2 separate regions of the Homo sapiens genome follow, and region 1 is linked to region 2. A link is a contact called in ENCODE Hi-C or POLR2A ChIA-PET data. All regions are on one chromosome and are shown on one strand. The core of a region is the stretch at or near the end of the contact, and the rest is flanking DNA. Distances in the headings are between cores, read along the strand shown.

Region 1 (3,476 bases), core at 440-2,939, 950 kb before region 2:
CCATTTCTAATTCTAGTAACTACTGCCCTCAAGAATGGTCATATTAATGTACTCCTATCAATGATGTGAAAGTATCAATATTTACTCATGTCCTCAAATATTTAAAATTTTTGAATTCTAATAGATAAAAAAGCATTTTTTGTTCTTTTAATTTGAATGTCCCTCACACACATTACTAGTAAGATAAACATCTTTGTTTATGTTTATTGCCTATTTGTGTTTCCTCCTCTGTGAACTGCCTATTCATATACTTGCCCATTTTTCTATTAGATTTTCATTTTCTTATTAAATTATATGAGTTTCTTCTATAATGGTATACTGTTGATAGTAAACATTGCTTCTCAACTCCACATTTAGCAAAAGCTAAACAGCCTGTCCCTAGCCAGTTGTTAAACATTTATCAGCACAGCACTTTTTTTTGTTTTTGAGACGAAGTCTCGCTCTGTTGCCAGGCTGGAGTGCAGTGGCACAGTCTCGGCTCACTGCAACCTCTGCCTCCTGGGTTCAAGTGATTCTCCTGCCTCAGCCTCCCAAGTAGCTGGGATTACAGGCACACGCCACCACACCCAGCTAATTTTTGTATTTTTAGTAGAGATGGGGTTTCACTCTGTTGGCCAGGCTGGACTTGACCTCTTGACCTCGTGATCCGCCCACCTCAGCCTCCAAAAGTGCTGGGATTACAGGTGTGAGCCACCGCGCCCAGCCAGCACAGCACTTATTATATATTTTGAATCCTAATCTTTTGGCTGCTACTTTCTCAACAACTTCTTCTTAGCCAATCATTTTCAAGTGTTCTGCAACATTTGACACTGTTGGCCATTCACACTTCAGCTTAGCTTCCTTGGCTTCATTACACCATACTTTTCCTAGATTATTCCACTCAGAAGCAATGCTGATAAATTCCAAACTTAAGAGCTGTAATCTCACCACATCACCTCTATTCCTGCCTATATTTCTAAGTACCTAGTAGATGGTTACCTTTTATGTACCATCATAAGTATAAACACAATAGTTCTAAAAGTATAAAAGAATTAAGTGACACAATTCAAGAATAAAATCACTAAGGAAATTCTAAATGCATAAACAATAGCAAACAATGACACTGTTAACTATAAGGGTAAATTTAAACGGAGACTACATAAAATAATTATGAAATATGTACAGTGTTTAAAAAAAAAAGACAGAGGATAACAATACCAACACAACAGAGGAAAAAGAATAAAGGGAGATCAATTTCAAAGAAGGCAAAGAGAAGGAAGGATAGGGAGATGATTTTCACTGTAGCAGTGTTTATAACAAAAAATTAGAAACCCAAATGTTCATCCACATCACAATTAAAGAGAATTATGCATTAAGATGAAAAAAGATGCTGAGCTTTTAAAAGGTTATTGAATAATATCACTCCCCCCTTTCTCTTTCACACACACACACACACACACACACACACACACACACACACACACACACACACAGTCTTAAGTGACTATTCTACTAAGGCCTTGACCTCAGAGAGCTCTCATATCTTCCCTAGTGGGAGAAGCAAATCTATACATAACTGGGATATGTATGTTATAAAGGTAACAAACAGAATGCTATAAAAACACAAAATGAGTACAAAAAAGCAGGAAATGCTTGAGAGGTGACTTCTGAGCTGGGCTTTGAGGAAATGTTCTCTCCACTGAAAGTGAATTACGAAAATGCAGTGTAGATAGAGGAACAAAATAAACAAGGACTATTTATAGTATACTGGAATAGCAAGTAGTCTTGTGGGGGTAGATCATGGAGTAGTGAAGAAAAAAAACTGCAAAGACAGGCAGAAGCCAAACTGGGGAGGGTCTTGAAAACCATGTTAACAAGTTTGGCTTTTATTTAGTAAGTCATATTTACTAAAGGTTACTAGTTACAAAAACTGAAGTAAAAATGAGGCTCAGAGAGTCTAACTTTACCAAGTCACACATCTATCTGGATCTAGGAACATACCTGAATCCAATCCTTCATGCTGACTCCTCAACTTATATAATAGTTCAATTTGATGAGAAATGAGGGGAAGACCTGAACTAAGGCCAATGTTATGGTAGAAACTAAAAGAAATGGCCAGAATCAAAAAGCAACTTGTAGGTATTTATAGGTGCTACTAGATACTGCTTTTTCTTGAATCTAACCCCTGGCTTTGACAGGCTTTCTAGACCAGGATCAATTAATACCACGTATCTCACTTTTTTGGTTATAAAATAAGGAAGTTCATCAGGATAATGTCTATATTCCTTTCAAATTTGACATTCAAATAACTTAGGCATTGCAAAGAGCAGGTACCCAAGATGACTCAGATTTCTAGCTGAGACCCAAATAGATCCTTGGAGAAGAGAGAGGAATAAAGTCCAATTTCGGACACACTGAATTTGAGATACCTCCAGATCTAATAATTAGTTGCAAATTTACGTCTGGGCTTTAGGAGAAAGATCTAGAAGTCATAAGATCACAGACGACATATTAAGCCATGGGAATTAATGAGATTAAGAAAATACTAAATCAACAAAAAAGACAAAATAGTGAACACTAAAGTTTAAATGGCAAGTGGCAAAAGAAAAAGATGGAGAGTCCACACAGGTAAACAAAGAATTAAGCACAGTGTTATACAAATCAAAGAAAAGATGAATTCCCAGAGCTAATCATGTCATATAATGCAGTTTTAGGTTGAGTAAGACAGAAAAGAAGTCAGTGGATTTAGACATAAGGAGGGCAATGATTACAAAGTGTTCAAATCCCACATCTTCACTGAAACTATCTCTGTTTGCATGGTACTACTAACTGTAACATTCCTTTGGCAAATGAATTCAGATATTGTTTAAGGTAATATATTGCCCTATCATTCACACTGTCACAAGTCAAATACAGAGAAACTCCATCATGCTCCTGGCTTAAAAACTCTCACTGGTTTGCTCTCAAAACTGAAGTCCAAACAACTGAAGCCCAAAACTGAAGTCCAAGCATGATATTCATCACACTTCTATTCTGGATCACTCTGCTTTTCCACCCTGCTCTCGTACATTCCTCACCAACAGAGAATATGCCTACTGCCCCAAACTCCCAGCAGAATATACTATTGCCCTTTGGCATATGTTACCCTTCTAAAACCTGTTCTCTTTTTTCAAAGCACACTTCAATGGCAAACTTTTCCATAAAAATTTCCCAAATCTTTTAGTTTAGGGGTCCCCAACCCCCAAGCTGGAGACCGGTACAGGTCCATGGCCTCTTAGGAAACAGGTCACAGAGCAGGAGGAGAGTGGAAGTTGAGAAGCATTACCACCTGAGCTCTGCCTCCTGTCCGATCAGCCCATGCATTAGATTCTCACAGGAGCTCAAACCCTATTGTGAACTGTGCATGTGAGGGGATCTAGGCTGTGCGCTCCTTATGAGAATCTAATGCCTGATGATCTGAGGTGGAACAGTTTCATCCCAAAACCATATCCCATGTC
Region 2 (3,496 bases), core at 835-3,334:
AGTGTTAACCAGGATGGTCTGGATCTCCTGACCTCGTGATCCGCCCACCTCAGCCTCCCAAAGTGCTGGGATTTTTGTATTTTTAGTGTAGACAGGGTTTCACCATGTTAGCCAGGATGGTCTTGATCTCCTGACCTTGTGATCCGCCCACCTCAGCCTCCCAAAGTGCTGGGATTACAAGCGTGAGTCACTGCGCCCGCCCTGTTTTAAAGTCTTATGTAAAATCTATGTAGGTCAGGTGCAGTGGCTAATACCTGTAATCCCAGCACATCGGGAGGCCAAGGTGGGTGGATCACTTGAGGTCAGGAGTTTGAGACCAGCCTGGCCAACATGGTGAAACCCCATCTCTACTAAAAATACAAAAATTAGCTAGGCGTGGTGGCACGTGCCTGTAATCCCAGCTACTCCGGTGGCTGAGGCAGGAGAATCGCTTGAACCCAGGAGGTGGAGGTTGCAGTGAGCCAGGATTACACCACTGAACTCCAACCTGGGCGACACAGTAAGACTCCGTCTCAGAAAAAAAAAAAAAAAAAACATTTCAGACTTTTCATTGGCTACAGCATAAAATTTCAACAGCTCAACACCACACTAAAAGCCTTTGGTCATCTAACCCCACCCACCTGGGCCAGTCTCCTTCCTTTTCTACACCAGCAACGCCAATCTACCTCGTTTCAAGCCCTCTCCCTAGCAAACTTCTAGTCCACCAAGACTCAACGTGGACTTTGGTGTCTCATATAACGCCTCTTCCGTTGTATGAGACTCTTCCAAAGTCTTCCGTCTTTGGCGATCCTGCCTTGGCGCCTCTTGTAACCTCTTACAAGCTCACCTCCATAAGCCTCCAACTTGAATTGTAATTATTTCTGCCTTGCTGTCCAATAGTGATCTCTATGAAAGTAGAGGTATTTCTTTTTTCATCTAGTGTCCATAACCCTGCCTAACACATTTATATCTAACGAATGAAACATTTTTCATCAGGAGTATCGCATTTGCACTAGTCCTCTAGTCAGGACTAGAATCCACAACTCTGCTCCCCCTAGGATGCTCTTTTCATTAGCATAACTACATAGCTGCAAGAAAGCGCAAAGAAAACAGGGAGAGAAGAGGTTAACTAGGCCTATCCAGAACATTTGGCCCACATAGGGTGAGACGTTTGTAGCTTTCCAGGGAGAGATAATCCTGGATAGATGGGGTCGGGTGACGGAGAGCACTGAATGCTGAGCTGAAGCAGATAGCGTCCATGACTGGCCCAAGGTCACACGTTAATAAGCAGAGGGGCAGCGACTTGATCCCAAGCAGCCCAGCTCCAGAGTCCGTTGGTCCTGACCACTTCATCATACTGCTCTTCAACGGCGCTCCATTACCAGACCCTTAGCTGGACCGGCGGTATAAATGGGAGCGTCGTGGGAGCAGAATTACGTGTCATAAAAGGGTCTCCTAAACCCCCAGTCTATTTTAAATCTCACTCCTGGCTGCTGTTTGTTAATAAGAGATTCTGGCCGTGTTTGTAATGAGCGCTACATGTAGGGCCAAGGCGAGGAATGCGACTGCTGGAAAATGAACTAGAACAATGCATTAAAATGCCTGGCACGACGTAAACACTCCGTGATCACAAGTTCAGATCCGGGGCGGCTGGAGAGGCACGGGTTTCAGGGCTGAGGGGGGCGTCCCTCCGGAGCCAAGCAGAACCTGGGGACGGCGGAATCCGCACAAGCACCAACGTTCCGCCCCCGTGCCTCCGCACTGGAGAGGCTGCTCACCGCCCACTCTCTGAGGCGGGAAAGGAGCCGCGCCACAAGGCCCCGGGTCCCTCCCCAGCACGCGCCGTCCCGGCCCTCACCTGCCGGCCCCATGTACTTGATCACCCCCTGGGTCTTGAACACCTCCCGGGCGGCCAGCAGCGCGTCCTCGCCGTGCGCCGTATAGAAGTCGCCCCGGTCGAAAAGGCGCACTGTGGTGGTCGGCTTCTCCGGCATGCCCTGAAAGAAGCGCACGAAGCCGACCTCGGCCGCGCTCTCCAACTGCAGCGTCTCCTTCGGCTGCACCGCCATGTCGAAACCTCCTCACCTCCTGGTTGAAGAAAATGCGCGACCCCACACCCACTAAGCTGTTTCCCGCCTCCCCTCCCACGTCCCCCGAGCGGCGTCCGGCCACGGCGACCACACCCAATCAGCTTCCAGGGCTGCGTTTCGGTGGGTGGGAGTCTGCCGCGGCAACCAATCATAAGCAGACGCGGCCCAGCTTCCCGCGCACGCTGGTGACTTTAGCTACTGCGCATGCCTGCGCCTAGGTCGCGCGGAAACCCGCAGACGCGCATCCTTAGTAGAGCTCCTTTCTGTGTTTACTCAGCTGCAAGGCTTGAAGCCCCTGGGTGGGGTGTATGCAAGGGTAGGTTGCCACCAGGTGGGAGATTTCCGGCAGGCACTGAGCTCGTAATGTGCCCGGAAGCATGGGAGTAACATCAGAAGGAAACTTGAAAACAAAAAAAAAACTAGCCTTCCTCCTCCTCCCAGTATTTTGTTAAAACGTGTGCCCCTCTCCGACTGCCTCCCTTTTTCTTTCTAAGCAAACTGCCAACATCGGGATTACGGGTTTATTCTACACAGCCTCCTTACTGCTGCCTGTTAGCCACATTATCGTTTCATCCACTCGTTGATGATTCACTCATTCGAAAACATTTATATGGCCTGCTATGTCCCAGACTCTTCTTGGCTCTGAGGATCGCCAGTAAAAAGAAAAATCACTGCCTTTATTCTGCTTACATTCTAATATGAGAAAATTCAGATAATGAATATAGCAAGTAAATGAAATGGTACGTTAGAAGATATGCGTTTGTGGCAGGGCGCGGTAGCTCACGCCTGTAATCCCAGCAATTTGGGAGGCCGAGGTGGGCGGATCACTTGAGCCCAGGAGATTGACACCATCCTGGGCAACATGGTAAAACCCACGTCTGTGATCCCAGATATTAGCAGGGCTGAGGCGAAAGGATCACCTGAGCCCGGGAGGTCGAGGCTGCGGTGAGCCGTAAATTGTGCCACTGCACTCCAGCGTGGGCGACAGATTGAAAACCCTGTCTCAAAAAATACAAAATAAAATAAATAAAAAGACAAACGTTTGACGCCAGGCGTGGTGTCACACGCCATAATCCCAGTACTTTGGGAGCACGAGCCAGGAGGATCGTTTGAGCCCAGGAGGTCTTCTGCCGTCAGCTATGTTCACGCCACTGCACCGCAGCTGGGGCGACAGAGCGAGAGACCCCGTCTTGAGGGGGGGTAGGGGAAGACCAGTTAAGGAAGAGGAAGGTTGAAATTTTAAAATGTTAGCAAACAGCCAGGCGCAGTGGCTCACGCCTGTAATCCCAGCGTATTGGGAGGCCAACGCGGGTGGATCACCTGAGGTCCGGAGTTTGAGACCAGCCTGGCCAACATGGCGAAACCCCGTCTCTACTAAAAATACAAAAATTACCGGGCATAGTGGTGGGCGCCTGTAATCACAGCTA

What was found. A loop is a pair of places that touch in the nucleus more often than their neighbours do. ChIA-PET counts read pairs that join two places held with the same protein, here RNA polymerase II (POLR2A). Pooled maps may share reads with other maps.
Region 1: a loop to region 2 is called in a pooled map, with 2.0 times the contacts of the local background. The contact joins the enhancer-like site here to the promoter of MSH2 in region 2. A Hi-C loop is called at or near these places in 4 of 50 pooled maps. POLR2A ChIA-PET finds 5 or more read pairs at or near these places in 2 of 52 experiments (CD8-positive, alpha-beta memory T cell and T-cell).

The regions. Positions count from the first base shown.
Region 1 is chr2:48,351,549-48,355,024 of GRCh38, reverse strand. All of the region lies in intron 3 of FOXN2 (forkhead box N2), which reads right to left. Among named protein-coding and RNA genes, the nearest start is that of FOXN2, 39 kb to the right of the region's middle. RefSeq lists a silencer at 1,739-1,788. Within about 2 kb of position 1,689, at least 5 of the 41 ENCODE cell types and tissues checked have a DNase peak (open chromatin) inside an H3K27ac peak, as active enhancers do.
Region 2 is chr2:47,401,744-47,405,239 of GRCh38, reverse strand. It overlaps MSH2 (mutS homolog 2), which reads right to left and starts at 2,084. Exons shown (of 16, transcript NM_000251.3): 1 at 1,838-2,084. The coding sequence starts at 2,048. RefSeq lists enhancers at 1,498-1,557, 924-1,632, 1,633-2,343, 2,348-2,397.